Regions from separate parts of the Mus musculus genome. Here regions 2, 3, 4 and 5 are each linked to region 1. The links are chromatin loops, found by intact Hi-C in ENCODE. Cell type or tissue: heart. All regions are shown on one strand. Each heading gives the region's core, and the rest is flanking DNA. Links, peaks and the distances in the headings are about the cores only. Region 1 has its middle 96 kb from the start of Ipcef1. Region 2 overlaps Ipcef1 (interaction protein for cytohesin exchange factors 1). Region 3 has its middle 110 kb from the start of Rgs17. Region 4 holds the start of Cnksr3 (Cnksr family member 3). Region 5 overlaps Rgs17 (regulator of G-protein signaling 17).

Region 1 (6,107 bases), core at 723-5,722:
AGGAAGCCTGTCAGAAGTATTCTCTCAACTGAAGTTCCTCTTCCCAGAGAACTCTAGCTTGTGTCAAGCTGCCAAAAAACAAAAACCAAAGAAACCAGGGCACAAATGCACAAGAAAGTTCCGATCCGATCCTCTGCTCTTGGGATAGTCTCAGTGGCACTCCTTGTAATTAGCTGCCTAGGCAACCATCAGATGAGTTTGATCACGGACTGAAGTGGAAGCTTCTGGTTTCTTTGGAAAGTTATGTCAGATGATGTTTTGCCGGGCACATAGGTGAAAGGATCTCTTGCTAAAGCAGAGACATAAAAGGATGTTCTCCCAAAGCAGACACAGGAGAAAAGACGTGTTACTGGACAGACACAGGAACGAATGTTTTCCTGAGGCGGACACAGGTGAAAGGATGTTTTGATATAGCAGACACGTGAAAGGACCTGTGATGAAGGAGTATAAATATGACCCCACAAACATGGGGAGATGAGTCTTGGTTTGGTTTGCTCCACCTCACTACTCTTCCCTAATGACAGTCATGTATTGGTTCACCTTACATAGCCTTATTGAGCGCAACTTGTGGTAACACCACCATTGAGGAAAAACAGGCCCAAGCACACTCATGAGGTTCCTGTGGCAGCTTGCCACTTCAACAGCCTTGCCTCAGGCCTGTTGGTGAGCCTGTCGGTTTCCTCAATATTAAAATATAGCTGTTAGTTCCTGCCTAGTGTCTGCCTACCCAAAGGACTATAGCTGCTGGTTTATGTGGTATCTGTCTGCCTAGAGGACTGGTCTGCAACTGCTGAGTCATATTTGATGTTTGCTATGAGACTAAACTACTCCCAAAGGAGATCAAGCTCACCCCTCAAAGAACTATTGCTGAACAGGTCCACTTCCCCCATAGCCGAATAACTTTTCTCTTCCACTAAAAAACACATTAAAAGTAGGCTACAAAAAATGTGTGCCTACAGTTGATCTGGTCCAGAATGAGGCCTAGACTCCGGCGGCTTCTACACGTTGAGCCCTATGGTAATTCCAGGCATCCATAAATACAGATCATGATGCAGGCAAGGTATGAAGACCCAAGTAGGAACTGCACAGCAATCAAATACCTATGGGAAAAAGAGTACAAAAGCAGGTACTAGAAATGCCTTAAAATATATTTCCACAGTGACACCTCCGGTATAAATTAATTGTTGATTCTCAAGATGTTACTAACAGCTCCAGTCACTGTGGTAGTCAATAGAAACTAAAACATGGCTTGGTGCTGCTTCCGTCTCCACAGGTCTAGAAATTCACTGTGCTGAAACCTAAGGCAGTTGCCTGGTGATAGTTCTGCCTCACTGTGAAGTGCAAGAAGCCAGGGTTAGTGTCTGGTTTATGGGAGAGCTCACAGCTACAGTCTGTAAAGACTGTGGGGGAACACAAAGAGAAGATGAAGGGAGGGAGGACATTGAATAACGAACATAAGAGGATGCCTGTAGTTCCCCGCTGACACAACCTTGGTGTTTCAAAACACCAGATTTATTATCTTACACTGATGAACGTTGAAATCTCTAATGGGTTGGCAGCCCTGTGCACCATGTAAAGGAGATACTAAAGGTGTCCATGTTCTTGCTTGACCAGTTTCTAGAATTGACTGCACTCCCTACCCATTGTTCTGTATTACTCTGTCCTCTTCTCCCATAGCTATACCACCTCCACCTCCCCACCCCCTTACTTCCTCACCCACTACTCCTACCCCCTACCCTCCACATCCCACCCCAATCAACTGTCACGTGATCCCTTCTCTGACTACACACACACACACACACACACTCACGCACGCACACGAATGCACCCTGCTCCACTGTCACGTGGCCCCTCCCTCTGACTCCCTGCCTCTGCCTTAGGAGGTCCTTGTGATGACATTGGATGCACTTGATTAAATCAAGACAGTCCCTGTAATTCAGCATCTTTCATTTGGCTCCTATATCTATAACATCTCTGCTCCTGTGTGAAGTAACGCAGTCACAGATTAGAGGGGACGTTTTTTTCAGCCGACCCACAATCTACTGAGGTAGATCTTTTCTTCCCCTCCCCACAGTTCAAATAGTTTGTAACACACATGCCTGCTTATATAATCTGTGAGTCGTTGGGTCCCATCAGGCTCCAGAATGTGGGAAAACCTCATGTCCTCCAGAAGCCCATTCCATTAATGGCATGAACATAGCTGAGGCAGAGCCTACCCTAGATCTCCCACCCAGATCCCCACTGCCTCACAGGTGAGTCACCATGGCTTTGCCATCTTGGCCCTGCAGACCCTGATTCTAGCAGAATTACACTCAGTCCCCAGCCAGTCTCCTGCTTCCACATGAATACTCCAGCCACCTCTTGTGGTCTCTTCAACTGCTGATATTTTTTTTGGTTCCCAAAAGATGACTATGGAGCCCAAGAAATATTTACTGAAATATTTGGCAATATGAGATATTGATCTGAAAAACCAAAAGCCTCCTATCAACAGGGATAGCCAATCATTGTGACTAACAGGAGAAGGGTGGTTTTCTGAGAGAATTTCGTCTGTTGCTTGTGTCTGTCTTTTAAGAATTTCTGCTAGTGTGGTCAATTAAATCATGCAAAATAGTGTGTGAATTGTATTTGTTATCACAGAGTTCTGAGCTGCAGAAGGTAAATCAGGAAAGTGACTCAGAACCGCCTCAGCCTGGCCTGAGCCCATTACCGCCACCAAGTGGCAGACACCAAGTGCTGACAGTGGCTCCAGCCAACAGAAGACTCCGGAGCGCCTTTCTTTCCTGTATCCTGTTACTGTTGCAGATGCCTACGGAATGTTAGAAATTACACCCCGGCCCACACTGCCTCAGTAAAAAGCTGGGTTCCGAGTGATTACCAGGACTTTCATGCCAAAGCAAGAACTAAGGAAAAAAGATGCCAAACTATTTGGGAGCGACACCACAGAAATTATTTCCTCCTTCCTTTTTCAACTTGATATTTTAACACAATGCCTTGTTTGCCGGACATCAAAGGAGATGCGATGATATATAGAGTTGTTGCCAAGGTAACTTAAGATTGTGTCTTGACCAGGAGCCTAGCATAATCATCACCAGAGAGGTTTCATCCAGCAATTGATGCAAACAGATACAGAGACCCACAGCCAAACATTAGGCAGAGTTGGGGAATCTTGCTGAGGAGGGAGAGGAAGAACTGAAGGAGCTAAGGAAACCACACGAAAACCTGCAGACTCACCTAATCAAGGCGCACAGGGGCTCATAGAGACTGAGCGGGCCACCAAGGAGCCTACATGGATCTGACCTAGGCCTCTGTATATGTTATGGTTGTTTAGTTTGCTCGTCTTGTGGGACTCCTAACAGTGGGAGCAGGGGCTGGCTCTGATTCTTCTGTCTGCTTTTGGGACCCTTCGCCTTCTCCAGCCATAAGATGGGAGGTGCCTAATCGTATTGCAACTTGATATGCTGCGTTTGTTTCATATCCCTGGGAGGACTGCCCTTGTTTGAAATGGAGGAGGAGTGGATGGGGGAGGTGCGGAGGAGGGGAAGAGAGAGGAGAGAGGAGGGAGGGAGGAGGGAGGAGGGAGGAGGGAGGAGGGAGGAGGGAGGGGAAACAACTGTTGGGATGTAATATGTGAGAGAGGAATAAATTTTAAAAAAAGATTGTGTCTTTAAGAAATAAAACTTACTTTTGCATTTTAACCATATTTAATCGTCATTTACTGTTATAAATGTACCTCTATGCCATGGTGGGTTTGAATAAAGCAGTATGTTCTGTGCCCTGATCCAGCCAGTAAATGCTTATGCTGATTCACGATCCCGTTCTCTCCAGTCTAGGGTAAAGCCCGCACAGGGGTCACACACATTCCATTTTGCTTCAACGCTGGGTCTCCTGGCTGTAAGGATTTAGACTTATCCCCAGCAAATCACACAGAAAGCTGGAAAATAAATGTCTTCCTTTGAGATAAGAAATACCAGCACGTTGTGTGTCGACATTAGTCTGGCTGCATTCTCTGTGCCTGTTTCAGGGGCAGAAGAAAGAGGACCAGAGAGCAGATGTCCCTGACAGAAAGAGCCATCCACCCCATCCATCCCAAGGCTGTTTCTGCTCATGTTCCAGATCATATTGTGAGGCCATCTGCCTCATCGGAGGTACTTCACAGCAGCCTTGGATCCTTGCAAACCAGAGGATAAGATAAAAATGCTGTTAAACAAATATTAGAATTATGCTTTATTTGGGAGGGGTTTTATTTCATTTTTTTCTTTTCTAATTTTAGAGCATTTTAACTTTTTAATTATTATTTATATCTCTGCCATTCATTTCTACTTCCCTTATAGTTGGACAATGCAGCCTATAAAACTTACTCTTGGCAAAAGAGATTGACGTGTTATTTTAAGAATTACTTATTTATGTGTATGCTAGTGTGCCTGTGTGTGTGACTGTATGTATGTGAGTTTGTGTGTGTGTGTGTGTATTGTATCATGTGCATGCAGGAGACCATGGAGGTCAAAAGAAGGTCTCAGGTCACTTGAAGCTAGAGCTCTGGGCCATTGTGAGCCAGCATATGGTGCTAGAAAGAGAAGCCAGGTCCTCTGTAAAAGTAACAGTGTTCTTACCCACTGACCCTTCTCTCTGGCCCTCTCTGCATTTTTTTCCACTGTGCAAAGATCTGATTCAACATTTTTAAACATTTCATGAATGTTTCAGAAGGCTAGGTTTCTGTGTTATAAACTATTTATATGTATACTTTAATCTTTCAAGTGTTCCCATTCCCCTGGAACAGTCCCTCGTTTTAAAAGATCTATTTATATAATATTTTTTGTCTGTGTGTGTGTGTATGCCCGTGTAAATTTGTGTGTACCACATGCATGCAGGAGCCCACAAAGGCCAAGAAAAGGGGGGGGGGTGTTCAGATCCCTTGAAGCTGAAATTGCAGACCACACTTAGCTGCCCTCTTGGCCCATGATAGTGCATTATTACGAGATGGAAAATGCAAACCAAGATCAAGTATTTTCACTACTGCATAGTATTTGGTGGCAAAGCCAGAACTGTCAATCAGGCTCCATGGGAACTGTGGTGATTTGAATAGGTTTGGTCCCCATAGAGTCATGTGTTTGAATGCTTGGCCCACATGAAGTGGCACTATTAGGAGGTATGGCCTTTGTTGGAGTAGGTGTGGCCTTGTTGGGGTAGGTAAGGCCTTGTTAAAGGAAGTATTGTCACTGTATGGGGTGGGATTTGAGGTCTCCTATGCTCAGGGTATGTTCAGTGTGAAACCCAGTCTACTGCTACCTGTGGAACAAGATGTAAAACTTTTGGCTCCTCTAGCATAATGCCTGCATGCACACTTCCATGCACACCTTGATGATAATGGACTGAATCTCTGAAACTGTAAGCCAGCCCCAATTAAATGTTTTCCTTTATAAGAGTTGCCTTGGACCCAGTTATACTACTCCTGGACATATATCCAGAAGATGCTCCAACTTGTAATAAGGACACATGCTCCACTATGTTCATAGCAGCCTTATTTATAATAGACAGAAGCTGGAAAGAACCCAGATGTCCCTCAACAGAGGAATGGATACAGAAAATGTGGTACATTTACACAACGGAATACTATTTAGTTATTAAAAACAATGACTTCATGAAATTCACAGGCAAATGGATGGAACTTGAAAATATCATCCTGAGTGAGGTAACCCAGTCACAAAAGAACACACAGGGTATGCACTCACTGATAACTGAATATTAGCCAAAAAGCTCTGATTACCCAAGATACAATTCACAGACAACATATAGCTCAAGAAGGAAGACAAAAGTGTGGATGCTTCAGAGCTTCTTAGAAGGGGGAACAAAATACAGAAGGAGATATAGAGACAAACTGTGGAGCAGAGACTGAAGGAAAGGCCATCTGGAGACTGCCCCACCTGGGAATCCATCCCATATACAGTCACCAAACCTGGACGCTATTGTGTATGATGGGAATTGGAAGTGCTTGCTGACAGAAGTCTGTATGGCTGTCTCCTGAGAGGATCTGCCAGAGCCTGACAAATACAGAGGCAGAAGCTCACAACCAACCATTGGACTGAATGCAGGGTCCCTGATGGAGGAGT
Region 2 (6,107 bases), core at 1,108-6,107, 190 kb before region 1:
TTGTTGGTCACTCATCTTCATCTTCATTGACCTTCACTTTACTGAGAGAGGCACAGCAGAGAACTTCTCCTGGTGTCCAGGCATTCGTGTTTGGTATCCTGACACCACTGAACTGGACTGCTGGTATCCTGAGAATGGAGATTAGAATTGCCCCCAAAGGACTACTTCTAAACAGATCCACATCCCCTTGTTCTATTCACCATCTTTTCTCCCCTATCTTTGGACAGTGGGCTAGAAGGGAGGGTCAAATGCCACAGAAGAACCTAACTTGTGTCCTCGATCCACTGGCGAAACTCGGGTTCCTGTTACAGATGGGCAAGGAGTTGGCGAGAAGGAGATGACAAACAGACAAGACAAAAGGGAGTGTGGATCTGAATGTGACTTTTCTCAAAGTGAGCATACATCTTATAAGTGACATTTACACAAAACAGAGGAATGTGTACAAAAAGCTAACAGCACCCAACTGGGATAAAATTCAATGTTAACAACTGGGATCGAAAGCAGCCCCACCTAAGGTCAGCTTAATCTTAGAAGTCAGGGGCAAGGGCTTTGTGCCCTTGACATAGTTCCCATTCTAGTCTATTGTGTAGTCTACCTTCCCCCTAGGCCATTGTAAATTCCTGTGTATGGGTGTAACTCAGCTATCTATAGTTCCAAGTATCTACTCTGGTTCCTCCTTAGACCAAAACCTTCCTTCTTCCTAGATAATGGTAAATTCTTGCATATGGGGAGTAACTTGCCCTGAGATTTCTAACTCTATGTAGTAAATAGTAATGCCTGATTTCTTTCACTATCTCTCTTACAATACTAGAGGCAAATCTGAATGTCACTGAATAGGCAACATTCTTACTGAATTCAAAGCCCATGGTCAGCTCAAGGACTGCCTAGGACTGGTGAGGAATGTAACTTAGCTATATGTCAAAATCAATCCTTAGAGGCACTTATAATAAAGCAATATTAAGGGAAAGCACACAGATCTGTTTACCGACTAAAGCAAGAACATTGGATCATTCGTTATACAGGATGCCATGGTTCCAGGAGACTAAGTTTCCGTGAACTTTCCACCTCAGGACCGCATCCAGGCTTTTCGGCCTGTCAGGCAGGTCACTACTGGAGTGGATGTAGCAGTCAAAGTGTTTGATAACCCTTTTTAGATTTTTTAAAACACTAAGCCTACAGTATGGAATGTGCCTGGTTCCCATAGGCAGATACACACTGTATGTTTCATTTCCTTACCATCCCGTGGGTGCTTATCCTAAGCATATTGTATGGACTACCATGTGTGGACCAGTCACAATGTAAGCCTTTGAACAGTTGTACTGACTTAGGCACAGTAAGAAGGAAGAACTCATCCACAGGTGAGTTTCTACATGTCCTACATGTCACTTATAACCAGGCTAAAACACTGCCAAGATAAATAATATACCTTGTTGGAACTCACGTGCTTTTGTTCTTTTGTTACATGCAGACAAGGCTTTGCAGCTGTAGTAGTTTTCAGCCTCAGCTAGCATGTACATTCTTGGGGACATGCATGGTAGCCTCTACCTCTGCTGCCGAGGCTTCTCTCTGTTCATGATCATAATGCACAATCCCCAAGGCAGTCGTCTCCTTCTGAGCCCTTGAGTGCTCAGTGCTTCTCCAGAAATGCACACCATCTTATGGATAGTAAAATGTAAACACAGGGATTAGGTCCTTATATATGGCTATGCTGCCAGAGCTTCATCCTCAGGTGTCTCCCTGTAGAACTCCATGTCCCTTGGGCCATGCTTTCTCCACACAGAATGGATGGTCAGTTGTGGTACATAAGGCATGCCTTCCCCAGGCTGGGAGCTTTTCTTCTACCACTGACTTACAAAGTCACCCATAGGTAAGGCTATAAGACAATACTCATCCATCATATAGTGAACCAACCATTAACAAATTAAGCTTAAGCATTTTTGTCCTCTGCCAAACAATGAGAAATGGCCCCATGAGATGCATGTGGGCCGACTTAGAGGTGAGTGTGCTGGAGTGGAAATTGACAGAGATGTTGGGGTCACCTTTTCAGTTTCCTTGCGCCCCCTTAGGTACTACACTGGCTGGATTGATGTCAAGTTGACACAAGCTAGAATCATCAGGGATAAGGAGCCTCAGGTGAGGAGATGCCTCCATGACATCCAGTTATAAGGCATTTTCTCAATTAGCAATCAGTGGTGAAGGGCCCAGTCCATTGTGGGTGGTGCCACCCCGGGCTAGTGTCACAAGTTCTTTAAGAAAGCAGGACATGCATGCTATGGGGAGCACGCCAGTAAGAAGCACCCTCCCATGACCTCTGCAACAGCCCTTGCCTCCAGGTTCCTGCCTTCTTTGAGTTCCTGTCCTGACTTCCTTCAATGATAAGTAGTGATATGGAACTGTAAGCAGAATAAACTCTTTCTTCCCCAACTTGCTTCTTATGGTCGTGGTGGTTCATCACAGCAATAGAAACCCTAACTAAGACAGGTATTTAAACCAATATTGAATGTATCATTTCCACTTTATAATGGAGTGCTTCTGAGCTACCTCAAATGGCTGTCTAGTAGTACCTACATCTTGAGAGTTAGTTCTGGCTACAAAGTTACCTGTGCCCCTGACTGGACACTCTGCCGGGGTTAAATGGCATGCCAGAAGCATTTTTTACCCACTCTTTCTTGATGTTGTGGCCTCACTCAGAGCCTTTGGAATCTGTACTATGGATCTTGTATTAAGATTGATTTCCAGTGAATCCATGCTGTGGCCTTCTGTACTGTGTACATCTCTCCTAGTGTAAGATGTGACACATGCACAGCTTGCTCCTGCCACACAACTCATTCTTGTCCAAAAGTAGAATACTTTCACATCATGTAAGGAAGTCAGAAAACTCTTCCATATAGATCTGCTGCCTTGAAAGCTTCTACAGGCCTCACCAAGCACAATGCATGCTTCTTGCTGGCAGAAAAGCAAGGCACAGTCACTGTCCCTTTACTTTTGAGTGATAGATCCTGACTTGCCCCACCCCCTGAACCTAAATACTTAGCTCTCATTCTCTGAAGTCATGTATCTAATCTTATTCTTTATATCATCAGCCTGATGACTAGAGTTCCTTATCTCGGCATACCTTATTATACTGGCAATTTCTTGATCAAGACTACAATTGGTGATAGCCTTGACCCTGGCCACTGTTTCCAAACTAGTTGCCATTACACTAATTCTGGCTCTTGCTTAGATTGTTAAGTGTGGCCTTCTGGCCTTTGCCACTATTCTAGGATACTATCATCCACATTGTTACTAACCAATGCAGATTCTTTATGTTCTTTAACATTCGTCTGTATTATAAGACTGGTGCTCACTTGAGAAAATACATCCAGATACAGCACTCCCTTGTGTCTATGTCCGTTTATCACCTTTTTTATCACCAACTCCATGCCCATCTATCTGGAACCCTAATTTCCCATGGATTGAGAGAGACTGACTGGGGCCAGTCCGTGGCAGGTTCTAACTCTTTTTTTCTTTTTTTGTTTTGTTTTGGTTTGGTTTTTGAGACAGGGTTTCTCTGTGTAACCCTGGCTGTCCTGGAACTTACTCTGTAGACCAGACTGGCCTCTCAGAAATCCACCTGTCTCTGTCTCCCAAGTGCTGGGAATAAAGGTGTGTGCCACCACTGTCCAGCTTGGTTCTAACTCTTAATCTGCATTTCAAAAAAAATAATTCTCTAAACAATGTAGGTAACCAATAATGTTAATGAAATAGACAAGTCAAATTTTGCAGACCTTTGACACATTTTAAAATAATCATGTTATTTTACAGTAAGTCTGTAAAATGAGAGACATTGAGAAAGACCACAAAGGTTAGTGTAGAAATAAGTCCCAGTATAAAGTTATCTTTTAAAAATCACAATTCTGAAATCTGTTATCTTCATTTTGACCACCAGAGGGCGAAATAATCCTTGTTGAAGATCAAAAACTCAGCTACAGGTTAGTGTTTTCATACTGTTTTGTGGGTGGTGGTTTGTCTGGTTTGGGGTTGTTTATTTTAGTCTTCAAGGAGGAAGAAATAATGGAAGGCAGAAAATGAACACAAGTAGTGTATTTTTTTTCCATACCATTTTACTAGACAGTTTGCATTTCATCTTTATCTTACAAGTCATCCTGGGGAACAGGGAACAGGGGAAATGAGGCATGCCTCGGTTTTCAGTTTCCTCAAAACAGAGAGATGACAATAACCAAAAGCACAATGACAGATAAGGTATCAACCCCACAGTAACATCTTGCCCCATACCATACATTGTTGAACCCCATCCCCATCATGCAACAGCAGAACATGTGTGACTTAAACCATGGTTTCTATTACAGGGTGTTAAATGTCTCCATGGGGCATGCTTCCCTTTGGACTAAAGCTAAAGAGACATCAATACAGAGCAACTAAGTTTCTTTACAACGAAGGAAATGGAGAAGTTTCTTTTTAAATGCAGGGTCTGATTTCCTGTGCTCCATGTGATATGGTGTGATTGAGAAGGTTTTTTTCCTGTGAATGGAACATCCCTTTGACCCATCCATTTCACAGAGATTAGAAAATCTAATTTGAGGGGAATTTACTATTATGGATGACAAAACCTTAAGCTGGCAGTAACCTACATCTTGGATTGAATTTCTTTTGTGGGTAAGTATACAGAAATGTTTGATGGAAAAGAGATTGGAAATCTTCTTTGTGTATCCTATTCTGTTAGTGGGAAGCAGAACTACATTCTAAACCTGCATTTGGGCTGAGTACCGCTTCAATATAATGTGACATTTGAACAGTCACTCTTTGTACCTAGATCATTTGTATCGCTGTTCCAAAATATTGTCTTTCTCTTTTTACAAGCAGCCTGTGTCCGTAAAGTTAAATATGGCTTACATCGGCAGAGTACCTCTCCTCAAAAGACTGAAAACTATTTTTCTTTTCCTTTGTTCCCTCTGTGTGACTATGTGGTCTGAACCCTCCCTGAGGGAATGAGCCTCATCACAAATCCGTGGCTCATTTCTAATCCCTAAGTCTCTGATACCTGACAGGACAGTTCGCATCTCAAAAGGAAAAATTAGAAAAATGAGCATTTTCCAGCTCTTTAAAAGACTTGTATCCTTTAGCTTTAAAGTCCTCACAGTGCTAACATAGTGTGTTTTATAGAACGGACTAAAAGAAACAACAATCAGGCCAAGCTCCAGTTCTCAGAAAACCCAGTGGCAAGGCAGCGGGACCTTTCGGGAGACACTGCTCACAGCAGTGCCTCTGGGGGTTCAGCAGAAGCCGCAGGAGCCAGGTGTGCAGAACCCAGAGTAATAGACACAGGGGCCAAGTCAGACCATTTGATCCCCCAGCAGGCTAAGCGGAGACAAGCATTCCTCCTCTGCAGAGGGGCTGACAGACCTGAAATTCAAACTCAGATTCCGGCTGTACCACTTGGGGCTTTGAGCCAGGCATTTCATTACACCCATAGTTCACAATCATCCCGATTAGCCTATGGGGTGGTAGGACGCAGGGAAGGGGGTTTGGAACATACAGTTAGCAAACTTCAAAGAGCTATGCAAATATAAGGCATGGGTTCACACTGAAAATATGACTCCAAACCTGACCTCTTTCTTGGCCTGTTGGAATCCTGCAACTGTTCGCTCCAGCATCTTTCTGGGACTCTGAATTTAACCTCAGATTAAAGCGATAGGGAAAGCTAAGAACTCTTATAAATGACAGACATCTTGCAAACAACAGAAAAACGTGCGACATATGTGTGTTAGCAACTTCTCAACTAGTGAGGGTCCTCTGCCAGGCTCTCATCTGGGTCTTCAGATCAGAAAGAAAGAGTCCTCCTTCAGCCCTGCCTCCCCAAAAGTCCCCAGAGAAGCCTCATCCTTAACCAGTGCCATGGGTTCTAAAAGATTCGTGCTCAAAGATCCACCACCAGTGTCCTGAGATGGGTGCTCTGGTACATTCCAGAGGCACAGTCAAGAGTCTCCCCTGGGCTCACACTACCTATAGTCCATTTCCCAGCCATTAACTAGGAGAGATCTATAGTTCCCAAATCTCTTGAACCAGAGAAGAGACTTGAGGCCAAGGGATAGCTCCTCATGGTTTCT
Region 3 (6,107 bases), core at 636-5,635, 1.0 Mb before region 1:
TGGATAAAGAAAATGTGGTACATCTACACAATGGAATACTACCCAGCTGTTAAAAAAAGGACACTATGAAATTTACAGGCAAATGGATAGAACTAGAAAATATCCTGAGTGAGGTAACCCAGACCCAAAAGAACATGCATGGTATACTCACTGATTAGTGGAAATTAACCATAAATACAGGATAACCATGCTATACTCAACATACTCAAACAAGCCAAATAATGAGGAGTGCCTCATGTGTGGTGTGGGTGGTTGTAGATGCTTAAGGATGCTTGGTACTCAGAAGAAATAACAGACTTTGAGGGTGGATAGGGGAGAGAATTGGGAAGAGGACTGGGAAGGGAATGGAGTAGGAGTGGGATCAGATCTGGGCTCTGGAGAGAAGGGAAAGTGGCCCCAGAGGGCATCTCTAGGAAGTGCCAGAGACTGGAGGCAGGGGCTGGGAGGGAGTGGAGGCCCCAGGGAGTCTATGGAGGTGACTCTAGCTAAGACTCCTAACAGTGGGGGATATGCAGCCTGAAGTGACCACCTCCGGTAGCCAGGCAGGACCCCAAGTGGAGGGATAAGGACAGCAACCCACCCACAAAACCTTCGACCCAAATTGTGTCCTGCCTGCAAGATGTGCAGGGACAACGATACATCAGAGACTGAGGGAATGGCCCAACAGAACCATCCCACAGGCAAGAACCAAATCCCTGACACTACTGATGATACTCTGTTATGCTTGCCTACAGGAACTTAGCGTACCTGTTCTCGGAGAGCTACACCCAGGAGCTGATTGAAACAGCTGCAGACACTCATAGTCAAACATTAGATGGAGTTCTAGGAGTCTTATGGAAGAGCTAGGGAAAGGGTTGAGGGACCTGAAGGGAAAAGGAACCCCACAGGAAGACCCATAGAGTCAGCTAACCTTGACCCCTGGGTTCTCCCAGAGACTGAGCCACCAACTACAGAGCAAGCACAGGCTGGATCTAGGCCTCCTGCACATGTAGCAGATGTGCAGCTTGTTCTTCATGTGGGTCCCCCAACAACCAGAGTGAGGGCTGTCTCTGACTCTGTTGCCTGTCCGTGAGTCCTGTTCCCCTGAAGTGGACTGCTTTGTCTGACCACAGTGGGAGAGGATGCACCTTGTTCTGCAGTGACTTGAAGTGCCAGAGCGTGGTGATACCTGAGGGAGAGCTCCCTCTTCTCAGGGGAGAAGGAGGTGAGGGAGGGGCTGTAGGAGAGGCTGTGAGGAGAGTGGGGGACTGTGATCTGGACATAAAGTGAATAAGTTTTTAAAAAAACCTAAAAAACCAAACCAAACCAAAACAAGACAAAACAGATAATCATATAGAGTTTTAAGTTCCACACAAAGAAACCTTTGTCTGCTAGTTTTTCCTGTTTTGAGTCAGCCTGTAGTTCGGCCTGGCCTGGAGTATATCATACCTACTAGCTGGCCTTGAATTCATGGCCACCCTCCTGTTCGTACCGTTCCAAGTCATTGTGTAAGCTTTTTGCTCACCTTCAAATTGAATTTAGAACACTTTAAAATTCAATTTAAATTTCAATTGCACATGAAAGGGACTTGGATTGGGCTCGCCTCCCACACAGGAGGCCCTGGGTCCCGTGCCCAGCACTGCCTGTTTGTACGTTAACACACCTTCCCCCAGCACACAGGAATCCATATCAGAGGTACTTAAGGAAGAACTTCCTGTGCACAGCGATGAGGATGAGGTCTTAACACATCTATTTCACATGTGAATGAGAACGAATCACATTTGCCAAATGTGAGATATATTAACATAGTCCACAGTTCTGAAACTTATTAATGACCAGATTCTAGACAGAGCAGCTGGCGTTAAGTCCGTCCCCCCCCCCCCCCCCCCCGTGAGATTCAGGCTTGAGCCATTTTTACAGTAAGGAACATTTAAAATGTTCTAAAATGTCTTCCAGAAGAAATTGAGTTGCTTGCAATTTGTATCTATCTCCCTTTAATTTTGACAGCAGAATGGTCCTGAGGAGACATGGGTGATAGAGAAATGCAGGCTTTCTAGGGTGTTAATATAAGGGTACAGCCTCACTTATTGGGGGTTCAGCCCTGGCAGTACCGTGGTTTAGGTCGTTTCTCCTGATGTTTACCCATGGCTTATAAAGCATCAGACAGGCACTTAATGATCTTCTGGAAAGACAAACCAAGCTCTTTTCTGTTAATTTCTATTTCTGTATTTTATTTTTTAGAACTGGTTTTCTGAGACTGTTATCTGTGGAATTTGAGTTAGTTTATGCAAACAAATAATTTGAAATGGAATGAAGCCGTTATAATCACTTCGAGCTCTTCATTGTGTGTGTGATGTTTATAATAAAACAAAAACGTGAGAGAATTCTCTAAATAATTAGCTGTGATCTCCGCATTTATTCATGGACTACATTATTAGAGCATTTTATACACAATCTTAAAAATCCCTTCCTCAACGGCATGCCACGAACATTGACTAGACATACAATGAGGTCGTTTCAAAAGCCTTTATTAAGACTTTATCTTCTTTCCACAATAAATTAACGTGCCGTTGCGCAATGCGAAACAAATTTATTCACGGAAGGGAGATCAGTGCACCTTCCTCGCAGAAGGGGTGCGAATTCTGCAGCTGCACTTCTCGGCAGCAGCACCAGGAGGCGCTAATGCACCGTAGTTCGTTGTCCCTTTGCCAGCCCAGGTGTTGCCAGCCTGCTCTGAGCTCAGCATGCTCTGAACCTCCTGTACAACCCAGGACATGGCAGATGGACAAACTGCAGCCGCATTCGACCTTAGATGACGTTTACATAAGGGCATGATTTAGTTTCTTTGTGTATCTGGGAGGGAACTTCATGAGGTGAGGCGAAGGACTCTTTACTTTTCTTCCTATTTTTCGTGGTAAGATTAGTGGCTGCGGCCGGTAAGGGAGGGAGGAAACAATTCTTTGCTTTTGCTTGAATTAATTGCTGGCCATAAATAGCTTACGAAAGTCAGGGACTTCCGGCTGTGGAGCAGGAATTCTTAAGAACTGGAAGGAGCAGACCGAGTGTGATGGAGAGACATCTCTATTTCCTTAGAAAACAATGAAAATAGAAGATTGTGATTATGTGATTGTATGATCACGATCATATTTTATTTTAAGAAAAGGTAAACTGTCTTGTACCAGGCCATGTCTCAGAACATGAGATGCTGGTCACTGTTACAGTTTGGATCAAAAATGTTCAGTGGGAAGAAATAATCACAAGGCTTAAATTCCATAATTGCATTCCATCAGATGCATGCAAGATAACAAAAGCAAAGAGCATTTGTCCTGTAAATGACATGAAACCCTCACACAGCACAAGCAGTCAGTACATGTACCTTTTGCTTGCCTCCAGGGATATAATGGTAAAAGCTTGAGAGCTGCTGAATGTGGATGCTGATGGATGCTGCAAGGGCTCATCCTGCCCTTTGGGTTTCTTAAACTCTGTAACCAAGTTACTTATCAGTGGAAACCATCCAATAACAATAACAGAGATGGACTCGTGAACAGTAATTTATGTATAGTGTGCTGAGAGTGGAGTGTTGGCTCCCTTCTCCCTCTCTCCCTCCCTCCCTCCCTCCCGGATCCCCTCTATTCTTTCCCCTCATTTTGCCTCTTTTATGCTGAAACTATAAGCATGTGCCAAAATACCTAGTGTGAATCTTTCAAATAGCTGTAAAACAGAAGGTTCTCCAACAGTTGCCTTTGTGTCTATTTTTGATGCAGAAGCCAAACTCTATGTCCCTTCCACTCCCTAAACATATCCTGAAGCACTGTTATCCTCCCTCCCAGAAAATCTTTTCGAAGAACAACAACTTTGACAAGAAACTTTGAAAAAATTTAATTCGCCATATGTTGTGGTTTATGTGTGGGATACGGGCACTTGGAAGTCTGAGGCAGGTAGATCCTGAGTATGAGGCCACTTTAGTATGTTCCAAGTATGTTTCAAGCCAGTGTGCTAGATAGCATGGCTCTGTCTCAAAGGCAATCAAAGAACACAGAGAAACACATTAGCATATTTTTTGTTCACCAGACAAATAAGATGGATTTGTGAGATGGAGCTAGGTATTGAGGTCTATTGAAATGACCTATCAGGAAGAGATACAAATCAAGAGCTTTCAATAGAAATTTATATCTCTGAGATGAAATATTTTAGGCTATTGTTGAAGAAGTATTTTATACTCATTACTACTAAACCTACTGCTTATACATTTACACACACAGGCGCTGGACCTAGGCCCCCAGCACATTTGTAGCAGATGTGCAGTTTGGTCTTCCTGTGGATCCCCTGACTATTGGAGTGGGAGTGTCTCTGACTCTGTTGCCTGCCACTGGACCTCCTTCTCCTAGCTGGTTGGGCCTCAGGGGGAGAGGATGCACTTAGTCCTGCTGCAACTTGATATCCTAGGTTGGGTGGTAACCATGAGGGTCTTCCCCTTCTCTGAGGGAAAGGGAAGGGCTAATAGGGGAGGGATTTGAAAGGGTGGGACTGGGAGGAGAGGACAGAGGGGGACTTCCATCAGGATGTAAAGTGAATAATTAAATAAATTATTGAAAAAAGTTACAATAAGGTAAAATCAATTTAATCTCCCAAAAATGTACACACATTTATCAATAATGATCTAAAAGTTAGTTAGTTCATCAAATGTTGGCATCTCCCTCTGTGTTTACAGGAGACATAGTGCAAGGTAAGAAAATTGTTAAATAACACGTGCTTCTTTAAAGTTTGAAGGAAAGGTCAAAGGCAGCCATGCTGACTGACTAGTTATAGATTAAGATGACGGTGACTGACTTGTCATAGATTAACATGACGGCTTTGGTACTTGATAAGGAGGGGAGGTTCTAAATCTATTCCCCTGATCTTCGTTTTTAAGATGAAAACTTTACAGACACATAACTCATTGGCAAAATTTATAAGATAATGTTTAATGAGACTTAAAATAATTTTTACCAAAAACATTGAAATAGCATTCTTTTGTTTGTTTGTTTTTTGTTTTTTGAGTCAGGGTTTCTCTGTGTAGTCCTGGCTGTCCTGGAACTCACTTTGTAGACCAGGCTGGCCTTGAACTCAGAAATCTACCTGCCTCTGCCTCCTGAGTGCTAGGATTAGAGGCATGCGCCACCATGCCCGGTTTAGCATTCTTTTTAAAATTATTAAACTGATGTTTGGGAGCAAGGATTTTTTTTTTTAAATGAGAAGTGTTTGGAAACTCCAGGATATATACCCCGTCAATTTATGGTTATTCTTGTGAATGCAAACAGAAAGCTGAACAAAAAAGCTTTAGTGGATGCATTACATGAGCTTATTCTCAATGGTATGAATCAGCCCACCCTTTCAGGCTGTGAGACAGTTGCTTTTACAATGCAGCGACTAAGGAGTTAATTTCTGAAGCTGTGACAGAGACACACACACACATACTGTCAAATTTTATTTCATACTGCTGTTTTATGTAATCATTTAGTGATCTGAAACTATCCAGGTAATTTATTCCTCTCCCAGAACATGAATATATAAAGGTCTATACTTACCTTGAATCTTTTATACTAAAACAGGAGGCTTATTGACACATGTTTGAGGCATTTGGTTCTCAGAGCTCTGAGAACGTTGTAAACTCTAAGAACATCATGACATCAGAAAACAAGAGCTGCAGATGTGATCTGTGAAGAGAGAAGTGGAAAAGGAATGATTGAGTGTAAGGGTCTTGCACATTTGCACTCAGGATCCCAATTCAAAAACAGGTACATGCTCTAGGCGGATGATGGTTGGCTTCATAGATGGGGGAGCGAAGGCTTGAATGCTGTGACTCAGGGGGAGCACCTGAAAAACAGGAAATACTGGTGATGGAGGGCTCAGCAGCTGGCCCCCCAGATGAGCTGGAGTCCTTTATTCTGAGAGCCAGTAACAAGTCTGAAATAAATACACATATTGATGACAAGTTTGCACAAAGCTCAAAATGTCCCCTAATTCCAGTCTCTTATAAGAATGGATAAGGTTTCTGTCTGTTAGGCCAAGCTACATTTAGTGTAGCTTGCCCACAGTCAAAATGTTAGAACTAAAAGGGACAAATAATTGAAATACAACACTGTTGA
Region 4 (6,107 bases), core at 647-5,646, 130 kb after region 1:
TCCTACTTGAAGTACATCTATGACTGTAGGTTATAGCCCATGTTCAGTACCATGTGATAAGACACTGGCACTGCCTATCTAGACTCCCTTCCTTCCTAGCCACCAGATTCCAACTTTTTTATTGCTACAATGTTCCCAACTGGGTGCTGAAAGTCTGGCACAGTGTGAGAGCACTTGCCTACCATATGTGAGACCCTAGGCTCAATTCCCAGCACCACATATGTACACAAAAGGCAATCACCGTCCTCTCCAGCCTAAGTGGTCATGGGACCATTCTGATAACTAAGAGAGACCAGAATAGATTTCACAGGGAACTTTTTTTTTCTTAATGTGCATTGGTGTTTTGCCTGCAGGTATGTCTGTCTGTCTGTATGTATGTATGTATGTCTGTGTGAGGTATTGGATTCCCTAGAGTTACAGACAGTTGTGAGCTGCCATGTGGGTGCTGGAAACTGACCCCTAGTCCTCTGGAAGAACAGCCAGTGCTCTTAACCACTGAGCCATCGCCCCAACCCCTCACAGGGAACTTTCTAAAGAGTCTGAGCTGTCACTGGGTTTGATACTAAGCCTGTTTTCCCAGCCTGATGCAGGAAGAACCTGGGATAGAACAGTCGTCCATGTTGAAGGACCACAGCACATGCTATACCACATATACATCACATTGAGGCCAGGATGACAAAAACTCCTGGGCTGCCCAACCTCACTCTTATACAAGAGAAAACTAAAACTCACAGTTGCTTAGCCCACTGGCTTTCTGTTGTGGGGCTGCCTCTACATGTTGTAAAATTTGTTTAAAAAAAAAAACAAAAACAAAAAACTTTAGCCAAGTTGTTTGGCTGGACAGGTACAATGAAATAGGATACCTGTCATCTCATGTTTTCTTTCTGAGACCATGTAGAATAACATACTTGTATGCTGATGGCTCCTCCACCAGCACAGGATATTAATAAATTACATCATGAGGACACTGTGGGCCTACTCCTAAGTGTGCCAAAGGTTCTTGGTGTGTTCTGCGCATTGCCCTGGGAAGAAAATCCTGGGAAAATGTATAAAACAGCATCTAAGCACCTTGGTCAAACACTGTTCACCAAGCGGCTGAGCATCTCCATGCCTTGATTTTCTCAAGTGGCGAATGAGATAGCGGTTCCTGCCTCAGAGGTGATAGTACATATTAAAATGAGCCGATGCTTACCTAATACCCAACTCTGTGCCTGAGACTGTTAATATTTACTAGGCACCTATTCATGTCATGGTAAAGCCCTCGATGATGTAGCCAAAAGTTAATAATAAAAGCCAGATGGGTTGTGTTTACCCAGCACCGTGCATGCATTCTGGACATGGCTCTGTAATATTGACATAAGCACGGTCTATAGATGTGGCTGATTATAGCTGGTGCTTTTGACAGTGCTCCTCACTGCCACACTGACAGTCACAGAACGGCAAGGGTGACATGTGTAGGACAAGCTGCTTTTCCTGGGGATGTAGTTTACAAAGTGGGAGCCATGCTGAGAGACTAGCAGAGACAGCTAAAAACAACCCGCGAAGCAGACAACTGTCAACCACTTATTACAAGGTCAGTACCCATGCAGCATGATAGCAAGAAACCTTCACGTAATAAGTCATGAAAGCTGGAAGAACATGGCCTCTTCCATTCAAGAGTTCAGCAAGTACACTTATTTATTTATTTGGAGATCGAAACACAAATAATTTCCACCTTTTAACTTACCTACTTCTTGTATGTATGTATGTATTTAAAGATTCTAATGCAAAGCATCCAGGCCAATCTTGGATGTTGCCATCACAGTATGTAACCTAAAATGAGTGAACATCCGGGGTCCTGAGCTCGACCACCACGACTGCTCGTTCAGGGCAGCACAAGAGTTTTCCTAGATGAAAGTATCCTCAACCAAGCCTTAAAGCCAAAGGTACCCCAAAATGTGTTTTAACATTTCTTCCTTTTAAATCAATGACAATAATAGGATGAGAATTAACATTTTTCTCCCTTCTAAGAGAAATGAAGGAAAAAACAAAGGGGAGAGAGGGCCTCTCTCTCTCTCCTGTGTGCCTGTTAACCATTTTTCTGTTACCTTATCAAGTCTGGCAGAGCCACAGGAAAGCCAGCGTGATCCTCTGACACCTCTTCATGAGACTAGAACAGTACCATAAACAAAGATAGAATATGAGCCATAAGCCTGAGCCATGTTACCACTAAACGTAGAAGCCCTAATTCAGAAAATAAAAAGTAAACAGTTGGAGTTAATTTTAGTAGTATATTTTATTCAAAATACCATCTCATCGATATGTAATAAGTAGGAAAATCGTTAATATTTTCTACTCCTTCTTCACACTGAGTCTCCAGACACCCTGTGCATTGCATACCTAGTACCTGGCAATAACAATCAGCCACATGTCAAGGACTTGAGAGTAAATGTAGCTACTGGCTCAGCAGGCTCTGAGGACCCCTCCATGGTAGTCAAGCAAGCCATCTGCTTCCTCTCAGCAAGCTAGCTGGAGCACCTGGTACCGTCTTCAGTACAAGTTACACTTCAAGTTAAGGGAAGGGGCTTAAAATAACTTAAGTCTACTGCTGCTAACCATGTTTTACTGCTCACTCAGCCAGAGTCACTCAGGCCTATGTAGTCATCCTTTTTCCCATGGCTTTACTTTGAGAGTCCTGGAAAAGTCTGGCCGATAGAAAAAACCTACTTCCTAAGACAGTATTCTGTGTTTTCCTCCAGAAGCCAGGGATAATCAGACATACACCAGACTCTTCACTACCTGGACAGCCCCTTTCCAGTGACCTATATAAGACACTGGCTTGAGAAATGACAGGATGGGGTTTCCATTGTCACAGACGGGTAGGGCAGCTTGAAAGATAATCTGAACACACCAGCATCACTGACTACTCACGTCTACTGAGACGAACAAAAACAAAGGGAGAGAGAGTGCTTAGCCAAGTCTTCACCTGGAAGACCAATGGGGGTTTGGGAGCAGGGGTGGATAACTTGAAACAGATGTTGAAGTGAGGAGGTGGGACCCCTGAGATTCCACTGGTTGATTTCGGTAAACTTTGTACTATTGAAAGAGGTCAAAGAGAGCTGAGTAACTCTAGCAACTATCCCTAGCAATCACGGGAGAGACAAGATAAAGTAACAGGGACCCTTCCACTCCTGCTACACCGTCCAGCACCCACTGAGTTTCCTCTTCCCGAGTACTGTACAGAACCAGACTGTAGTCCAGACACTCGGCTCCCTCTCAGTGCTTAACTGGCCTCAAAACGCTGCGCCCTTGGGGGTCCTGGCGCCTCCAGAGCTGAGTCCCTGCCTCTGCGGGAGTCCTGGCGCTAGGGTCCTCGCAGGCGCGAAAGCCCGTTCGCCCTCTCCAACCCAAACAAACAGGCTGGGCTGGCCGCAGGAGCCTTCGTCTACCTGCCCAACTGCCAGGTCACGCCCGCGAACTGCTCTGGGCCCGCAGCCTTTACTAGATCCAGGGCCAGGGGCAGTCACCCACACAAAGACGCCTTGTGCCTCTGCGCTTGGCTACAGGCAGCAAGTCCACCGTACCCGAACTGGCAGAGAGAGTGCCCTGGCGCCAAATCCCAAGCCCCACATTCCCAGCCAATCTTCCACGGAAAGGCCATCCCATAGCTCCCTGACTTAAATATAGGTGTCCAGTCGGCTGCAGTCAACGCGCACCCCCACCGAAAGAAACCGATCGGAGCAGGCGCACCAGAAAGAGACGCACAAGCCGCTCAGTAGAAGTTTGCTTTGTCGCCGGCAGGAGGGGCAGAGCACTCCAGTGCCCAACTCTTGGCCCGCCCCATCTCCCCGGCTGTAGGGCGCGGGGGTCCTCCACGGCTCGCTCACCTCTAGTCCAGTCCACCACTTGTTTGGGGCTCCACTTGGTCACGGGCTCCATGGTAAGCAGCTTCGCTGTCCGCTGGGCTAGGCAATCGACAGGAGTCCTGCAGCCTGCGCCCGTGGTTGTCCCCTGCGTGTGCCGGGAGTCCGCTCAAGCCTGCATGGCCGCAGTCAGCGGGCCATCGCGCTGCGGTTTCTGCGAGGGAAGCGCGGCCCTGGGTCTCTGCGCACGGGACAGCTATGTCCCGTACGGCTGCTCCCCGCAGCTACCGCTGTCCAGATGCAGTTCCCCCGACGCCGCTCTCTGCTACAGCTGCTTCTCCGCAACCACCGCAGCAGCGGGAGCAGGTTGCAACCTCAAACCCCAGGCCGGGGCTGCCCTGGCGTGGGACTCTTCTGGCCGGGAACTTCTAGGTCGGCTGGCCCTCCGCGGCTCCTGCGAGCGGTGTCCGTCCCCGAGGTCCCCACTCCGCGTGCGCCCCCGCCTCGAGCCTTCCCGCCAGTGGGTCCCACCTCCTGCGCCACCGTCGCGGGCCGCCCGGGCGGAGGAAAAAAGCGGAGCGTGCGCGCTCGGGTTGCAAAGTTTCTGCTCCGCTCGGCGCTGCCGGAATAAGAGAGGGGGCGGGGCGGAGCGGGAGCAACACGTGAGAGGGGCGGGGCCGCGATGACGTAGACTCCGGTTTCTTTCCCTCCTACGTCCCAGCTCCGGACGCCAGGGATCTACTTTTCCTCTTCAAGGGGTGGGCTGGAGCTGCAGCCTGAGTCCTGGAGAGCCGCTTGGCTCCGAAGAGGTCCCAGCTTAGTGGCAGCTGAATCCTGTAAACAGGTTTTTTTGTCTTTGTGTGTTGGTTTGAGATGTGTCTGTTCTCGTTTTTAAAAGCTTCGAGTCGCAATCTCGCCTTAGCTATTCAGCCTTTTAAGTTTCCTAAAGTAGGCCAGTTGTGTGTGTTTTGGACAAATGGATGGCGGTGTGCCACTGCTCCAAGGCCGCTACAGTGTATCAACTCTTCGGTTTAATAACACCAGAATGGCAGCTCTTTGAGTTGTGTTTTGACATAATGTAATAGTCATATTTTCAAAATGACCTAACGCTCGATTCAGATTAGTCATTAACCCTGAGGCGAAAGTTGTCAGCGAGCCAAAAAAGAAAAGAAAAAAAGAGAGAACCTTGCCTAGTTCAGCCTCTGACAGGGAGAGGAAAGCCCTTTCTGTACTACAAGCCTCAATTTGGAAGCAGAGCGCGGGTCTGGGGAAAACCCTATAACCGGTGTTTACCTCCCTCCCACACACATGCAGACACTCTTTTGGCCCTAGTGAAGTCTTCTTTCAATTATAGTTATTGATTTCCATCTTCCCCTGAGCAACTATTAACCCTATCCAAGGAGGAAGCTGCTTGTTATTGGGGTATATTGAGCTGGATCTGATCTTCCCCTTCCAACTACTTATCTTCTGAAGTAAGGGAGTGGCTAGTGTTTATTGATTCAGTAAATACCCGCAGTTGCTTTCCCTGCACCAACCACTGCGTTCATATTTCCTCTGTTAGGATAGCTGCTCTCTATTACACGTGAGAATCACTGCTAGCACCCAGCTATCTGTTGTATAGTGAGTGTTTTGGGTGTACAGCGTACACACTGTCTTAGCCTTCCTGAGCAATTCGTCTATGCAATGGAGAGGTACAACTATCAAAAATAGCGATTTTTTTTTTTTAACCAAGAGTAATTACCCAACCCAGAAACTTGACACCGGCCATGAGAAAATTCCTGGTAGAGTAGCTGCCCTCTTTTTAAGAAATGATCTTTGACATCTGTCTTTCCTTAACCATCTTGACCTCTGCACAGTGGGAACTGTGCCTACAGTTTCGAAAATAGCTATATGATTAGATGACCAAGCAAGTAATTCATCTATAAACAGTGCTGCCTTCCAAAGGGGACACAGTAGTAACGAAGTTGAAAGACGATGAATCTGGCTGCATAACCCCTGGAATCACAAAGAGGAGCAAATGCTATCAAATGCTTTCGCTGTAGAATTTTCCTTGATGTTTGACAATGTTCTCTTGTTCCTTTGCATCTGTTGCATTAAAAGCTGGAGTTCCAGAGTCCAGTTTGCTGAATTTCATCCCACAGATAACACAATCTATACTCGGCGCATAAGCAGAATATGCAAAGAAAGCCAAGTTAAAAATCTCTGACCAATTAACTATCTAAATGAATTAGCAACATGTTTACTCCTCCAGTCCTGCAGGCTAAT
Region 5 (6,107 bases), core at 578-5,577, 1.2 Mb before region 1:
CAAACAAACAAACAAAAAAACAAACTAGAGAAAGCATACACTAGCAGCCTGACAGCACACCTAGAAGCTCTGGAACTAAAGGAAGCAAATTCACCCAAGAGGAGTAGACAGCAGGAAATAAGCAAACTCAGGGCTGAAATCAACCAAGTGGAAACGAAAAAACTATTCAAAGAATCAATCCAATCAAATGCACCCTTTGTAACTTTTACAAAAGCTCTTACTGCAATAGGAAGTCACTCATTTCCACTCAGTGTCCTAGAGAATGTACCACAAGCAACCGATGTTACCTCTCATCTCAGGCAACCTGAACTCCCTTCCCTCTGTGCCTCTGCTGTAGAGCAATAAATCTGGAGTCCGCGGGCATGATTCACACAATTCTGAGCATAAAATCTGGCTCCCGTGTCTGTTCCTGTGATGTTTACAAACATCACAAATGCTACCATATTAGAGCCATCAGTATAAAATATTGGATTGTGTTTACATCTCTCGTTTCTACAGATGGTAAAATATGGGCACACATTTGGACTAAAACTAGTTATGACAGCCATTCAGTAAATGCTTAACTGTTCACCACGGGTGCCGTTCTTAATTTACTATTGAGCACAGTCACCCTCCAATAAAAAAATTGAAATTAAGCAGTGGTGGCCTCAGAAAATAGGACAAGGATCCCCAGAGGCAGCTGGCTAGCAAAACTAGCCAAATGGGTGAGCTCTGGGATTGATTGAGAGGGTCTGTCTCAAAGAGTAAGTTGGAAACTTAGACATCTGACATCAATCTTGGGCTTTTAGTGTTCATACATGCAAGTCCTCTGTCATGCAAACAAGGATGCACACATATGTGCACCCCTGACAGAGAGAAGGGGGAAAGGAGAGAAGAGAAAAAGATGAGGAGGGAGCAATCATACCTAGAAACTGAGGTGGAGAAAATGAGCAAGGTCTGCCTGCCTGATGGGATCCGGACCCAACCGCAACCACTTTTTCTTGGCGCTTTTCCAAGGATCCCCAGGCTTAGAGCTGGTTTTGATGGTAATAAGTTACAACTCCTATTGACTCTCAACATCTCAAGCACTCTATGTGTTTGAAAGGTTGAAAGTGAAGGCGCCAAACATAAGAGTTGTGAGTTCTCAAATGATATATGTCATCATGTTGTCAATTGTCATAATGTTAATTTGACAGAATTTAGAACCACTGGGGAGATGGGACCCTAGGCTTGCCTGTGGGGGGTGGGTTATATTGGTTATATTAGTTGGGATAGGGAGACCTGTCTTGATTGTAGGTGGGACTACTTTTGGGCAGGGGATTGTAGATTATATAAAATGGGGAAAGTGAGTTGAACACTAAGACACATTCATTGCTTCTTCTTGACTGTGGATGTGATATGATCATCTGCTCCACACTCCTGATGTCTTAATTTCCCTTCCATGATGGACTGCATCTTGGGAGCCAGAATCAACTGATCCCTCCTTAAGCACGTTGTTGTTGTCTTTCTACTTTCAACCTAGGTAACTATATAACTTTCTTTCTTTTCTTTTCTCTTTTCTTTTCTGAGAGAGAATTTCTCAGAAATCCTCTGCAGGATTTCTCAGGAATTCTCTCTGTAGACCAGGCTAGTCTTGAACTCACAGAGATCAGCCTGCTTCTGCCTCCAGTGTTGGGAGTAAAGGTAGGTAGGTAACATTTTAAGTGAACATTCCTATCTTCCAATCTAAGACACAAAGACAATGACACACATCCAGTGTTCACTCTGGGAATCTTGATCAAAGTCTAAACACTCTAGGGAGGGGAAACATCAACAACTCAGGCTAGAGTTAGCAAAGCAAGTGTGGAGATTAGAGCCTGGTAAGATGAAGAGGGAGGAAATGTGTTTAGTCCATTTCAGAGAATAAGGACAGTGGGCGCTGTCTGTGGATGGTGGACTGTTTGTAGAGAACACTGTGGATTGTCTCGGAAGAGAAACGTCTGAAGCCAACGATGGGTTTCCTCACTCATTATCAGAGCCAGTACACAGTCCACTTGGAAGATGGTCGATCGTTGTAAGAAAACAATTAGTCCTTAGAAATGTCACTAGAAGAGAGTGGTAAACAGCTCAAAACCTTTGCAGTAGCCGTGGTGATGTGGGAGTAGCAGATGATATACTTATGTAACATACATGCGAGGAATCATTAAAATGCACAAACTTAATCCATTTCAATGGCAAAACTCCAGAAAGGTACCACCCTCCTTGGGTAATAGGGACTAAATTACTAACCAGCACCACTTCATTTACAAAACAGAAACTCAGGTTGACTTGTGCAGTGCCCACAACTGCAGCAGGCTGGGCCTGATCTCCTCTAACTTCTGGCCTCATGCAAGCTTTGCTTTGTAGCATGACCACCACCTCTTGTTATAAAAGCTGTCTGGGATGTTTTTGTCTTTTTCATCAGTCACAAAAGTGGGCTGATCTTAAAGCTATGGGAGGAATAACTTTGATTTCGGACACAGAAAATGTCAGTTTCAAACCTAGAATGCAGATATCACCGTTTCCAGATTTTGGTAATATGACCTGGTTTTGAATGGCATCTATGCACCAAATAGTTTGTGAAATTTTTGTCTGGAAATTTCAGGCAACACAAATGTATATTTTTAGTGTGTTTAATGAAATGCTAAAGAAAAAACAGCATTCTGTTGGGATTGAGGGTGTAGTGCAGTTGAGGAATATGCACTTAACATGCATGAATCCTTTAGTTCAATTCAATGAACCTGCTCGAAACCACGTGTGGTGGAGCAAGTTTGTAGTCTCAGCACTGGGGAGATGGAGGCTAGAGAATAAGAGGTTGAAAGTCAATGTTATTAGCAAGTTTGTTCAAGGTCATTCTGGGCTATGTAGACCAGGTCTCAAGAAAATCAACCAATTATACCACACAACATCACAAAGATTCGGGTTTTACAATCATATGTCAGGTAACGAAATAAGAATGCATTCAACCAGTGTTAAATCCCTACAGTAAGAGAATCTGCTATTAAAATTCTCTCCACTAGATGGCTGTGTTACCTTAGAAATACAAAGCTAAGTCAGTAGAAAGGCTAAAAAAATCTGAGTATAATTATCCTTATTTGGAAAAATAAACATTTTCTTACTTGTAACCCATTTTGGTAATTCTGCCTTTCCAAGGCCTTTGACAATAGTTGTCCAGTTTTTCTGTGGATTTACTAATCAAGATGGAATGGGAGAGTGGATTTTCACCTTGAGCTATGTGCAAACCTGCGGTTATTTCCCTCTTTGGGTTTTGAGAATGAATACTCTCTGGCCCCCAGTCACTTGACTTGGGAAAACAAAATCTTAAAAACCACTGACATTGCTGGGTGTACTTGTGCACACCTTTAGTTCCAGCACTCAATTTGGGAGGCAGAGAAACGTGCATCTCTGAGTTCGAGGCCAGCCTGATCTCAGAGTGAATTCCAGGACAGCCAAGAATACATAGAGAAACCTTTTCTCAAGAGCAAACAACGCCAAGAAGAATAAAACAAAACAAAACAAAACAAAAAATGATGCTAGCAAGATCTTATTAACATTATCAGTATGAGAATAATCTATCTATCTATCTATCTATCTATCTATCTATCTATCTATCTATCTACCCCTGTTTTGAAAGAGCCATTGTGATAGTAGATTCTCTACATTACTACTACATTACTACATTTTCAGCTTAGCTTGGGCAGAAAGATTTACTTCGTGCCAGGCATAGCAGCATATGCCTTCAATTCCAGCACTTGGGAGGCAGAGGCCAGCCTCATCTACAAAGTGAGTTCCATCACAGCCAAAGCTACATGGTGAGACCCTGTCTCGAAGAAACAAAAACAAAAGAAACAAAAAACCATTTACTTCCTTTTAATACATGGAAAACAAAAATACATTTTTTCCATCTTGATTCAATCTCTCTTTGTTCTTGACTTCCATGCATGCATACATACATACATATGCTTTTAAAAATAGGTTCCAAAAATATCCTTTTTTTCTATGTATTAAATTTTATTCCCAACCCTAAAACAGGTATTTTAGTTTCATTGACAAGCTTACTAGCTTTCAAATTTCTAACCTTATTCAACAAGAAAGTTCATGGTTAAAACCTAGACCTATTTAAGCTGATGTTCAGCCAGAAGATCAACATTTCTTTTTTCTTTTCTTTTTATTTTTTAACTTTTTATTAATAAGGAACCTATGTCAGCACTGCTATGTAAACAATGACAAAGATCAAAGGAAACACATCAGGGTTCATATAGACAGTAATATCCATTGTCCTTTATATAATCAATGTATAATAGTTAAAGAGAGTTTAATCCTTATTAAGCAAACATGTTTTGCATACTCAGCCTTCTCTTTATCTTTCTGTGCCTTTATCATTTGTTTGACTTTAAGCAATTCTGCCTGGATAGCTTTATCTCCTGGGGCTATCTCCTGTGCATTCTTAAGATCAGCCAATGCTTGATCATATTCCTTCAATCCTAGCCATCCTTGCGCTTTTCGGTATAGTGCTTTAGTATTTGAAGGGTCTATTTCAAGAGCCTCCAAGCAACTGTCAATTGCCTCCTGCCAATCTGACATCTTCAGCTTACAAACACCTACATTCAGCACACAACTTAAGGCTATAGGTTGCAGTCTGGATGTATCTGCTTTCTCAATAGCAGCCTTTGAACTAGCCATGTACCTTAAAACCTTCGCATATTTTTAATAGCCATCTCCCAGTTTTGAGACTTGAAAAAAGTATTTCCAATGTTTTTTTACGTCTTCAGATATTAATAAAATTTTATTTACATCCTTTTAATCTATATCTGCAGCCTCGGGGAAGTCTGGATGACTATCACCAGAGCCATCTTTGGGGAATATTCCTCAGTCGTCCCCTTCTTTCAATTCTCCACATTCTCCAATAACACAGAGTTTGGCAGGTTTTTCACCATTCACGTCTACATTTTCAAGCGTCCTTGCCACACCTAGTCCTTTTATGACCTGACCAAATACCACATGTTTCCCATCCAAATGAGGAGTCGGAACTGTTGTGATAAAGATCTGAGAACCACTCATATTGGGACCTGCATTTGCCATGCTCAGCAAACCCTCCCCATTCATGCTTATAATGAAAATTTTCATCTTCAAATTTTTCACCATAAATACTTTCTCCGCCTGTCCCATTCTGATTTGAGAAGTCTCCACCGTGAATCATAAATTTCTTAAAAATTCAGTGAAAAGGGCATCATTTAAAATGGTGAGGCTTCCCGGTCACGGATCCAGTTCCTTTTTCTCCTGTACACAATGCATGAAAATTGTCTGCAGCTTTGGGAACAATATCTGTAAACAATTCTAAAACAATTCATCCAACTTGCTCCCCGCCGATGTCCATGTCAAAGAAGCCTCATGGGTTCTTGGAGTTGGAGGGCTTGGCTGCTGGGGATGGGTGGGACATCTTCACTGCAGGCACTGAGAAGTGGGACACGAGTACCCCGTGTGTGAGACCAGATCAAACTCTACTGCACCTCTATGTTATAAGCTGGTGATGCCAAGGTCAACATTTCTTACTTTTCAGGAAGAGGACGTCTTTGTTTTTCCTCAAAATGAAGAGAATTACTGGGACAAAACTACAGACAATATCATAAGATAAAAGCCAACCATTGGACTCTTCTATTCTCAGAGTGGTTGGAAAGCTGTTTTGAGCTTCTCCTTCAACTTCGCTGTCATTTTCTTTGCAATTTATAAGGAAGTTAGTGAATGCTTTTGTAGAAAAACAAGTACCTTGGGTTGAGCAGGGAAAATCAATGCTGGCTTAGTGAACAGACGCTGTCATGGAAATGGAGTGAGCATAATCATCCTACTCTTTAAATGTACCCATTAGACTGCAGCTCAGGCTTGTGATTTACACAGTGTTCCTGCCATGATCAGCACGGTGGAAACCTTACCTGCTAGCAGCTGACAAGCAGAAATGTGCTTGAGACTTGGCAGGGGCATTGAGTCATCATTCATGCCTAGACTGGGGCTTTCCAGTTAGCACGAATGTGGTTTTCTGTGGAATGGAAGTGGGGGACACGTTTGGGACATGCCTGATTAACAATAATAGTGTTAGGCTGTAGAGTGTAGAA

What was found. A loop is a pair of places that touch in the nucleus more often than their neighbours do. Peaks named below come from ENCODE experiments on the same cell type or tissue, not always from the same donor. Only the 100,000 strongest peaks of a DNase experiment are listed, where the experiment ranks them.
Region 2: it touches region 1 in a loop (7-fold over the local background); 29 of 42 quality-filtered maps call a loop at or near these places.
Region 3: a loop joins it to region 1, with 5 times the contacts of the local background. A loop is called at or near these places in 9 of 42 quality-filtered maps.
Region 4: it touches region 1 in a loop (7-fold over the local background); 3 of 42 quality-filtered maps call a loop at or near these places.
Region 5: a loop joins it to region 1, with 7 times the contacts of the local background. A loop is called at or near these places in 3 of 42 quality-filtered maps.

What each region holds. Positions count from the first base shown.
Region 1 is chr10:7,073,641-7,079,747 of GRCm38, forward strand. No RefSeq gene overlaps it. Among named protein-coding and RNA genes, the nearest start is that of Ipcef1, 96 kb to the left of the region's middle. In heart, for the core only: no CTCF peak of the experiment used is centred there; a DNase peak (open chromatin) is centred at 2,751; H3K27ac peaks cover 342 bases.
Region 2 is chr10:6,881,711-6,887,817 of GRCm38, forward strand. Ipcef1 (interaction protein for cytohesin exchange factors 1) reads right to left here. Exons shown (of 9, transcript NM_001170800.1): 9 at 4,655-6,107. It also overlaps a transcript of Oprm1 not described here. Among named protein-coding and RNA genes, the nearest start is that of Ipcef1, 96 kb to the right of the region's middle. In heart, for the core only: a CTCF peak has its summit at 3,914 (motif pointing right); no DNase peak of the experiment used is centred there.
Region 3 is chr10:6,033,351-6,039,457 of GRCm38, forward strand. No RefSeq gene overlaps it. Among named protein-coding and RNA genes, the nearest start is that of Rgs17, 110 kb to the left of the region's middle. In heart, for the core only: a CTCF peak has its summit at 2,639; no DNase peak of the experiment used is centred there.
Region 4 is chr10:7,207,766-7,213,872 of GRCm38, forward strand. It overlaps Cnksr3 (Cnksr family member 3), which reads right to left and starts at 4,472. Exons shown (of 13, transcript NM_172546.2): 1 at 3,867-4,472. The coding sequence starts at 3,918. In heart, for the core only: a CTCF peak has its summit at 3,768; DNase peaks (open chromatin) are centred at 3,776, 4,506 and 5,056; H3K4me3 peaks cover 3,241 bases; H3K27ac peaks cover 2,542 bases.
Region 5 is chr10:5,844,129-5,850,235 of GRCm38, forward strand. All of the region lies in intron 2 of Rgs17 (regulator of G-protein signaling 17), which reads right to left. It also overlaps the pseudogene Gm18902. Among named protein-coding and RNA genes, the nearest start is that of Mtrf1l, 23 kb to the left of the region's middle. In heart, for the core only: a CTCF peak has its summit at 3,019 (motif pointing right); no DNase peak of the experiment used is centred there.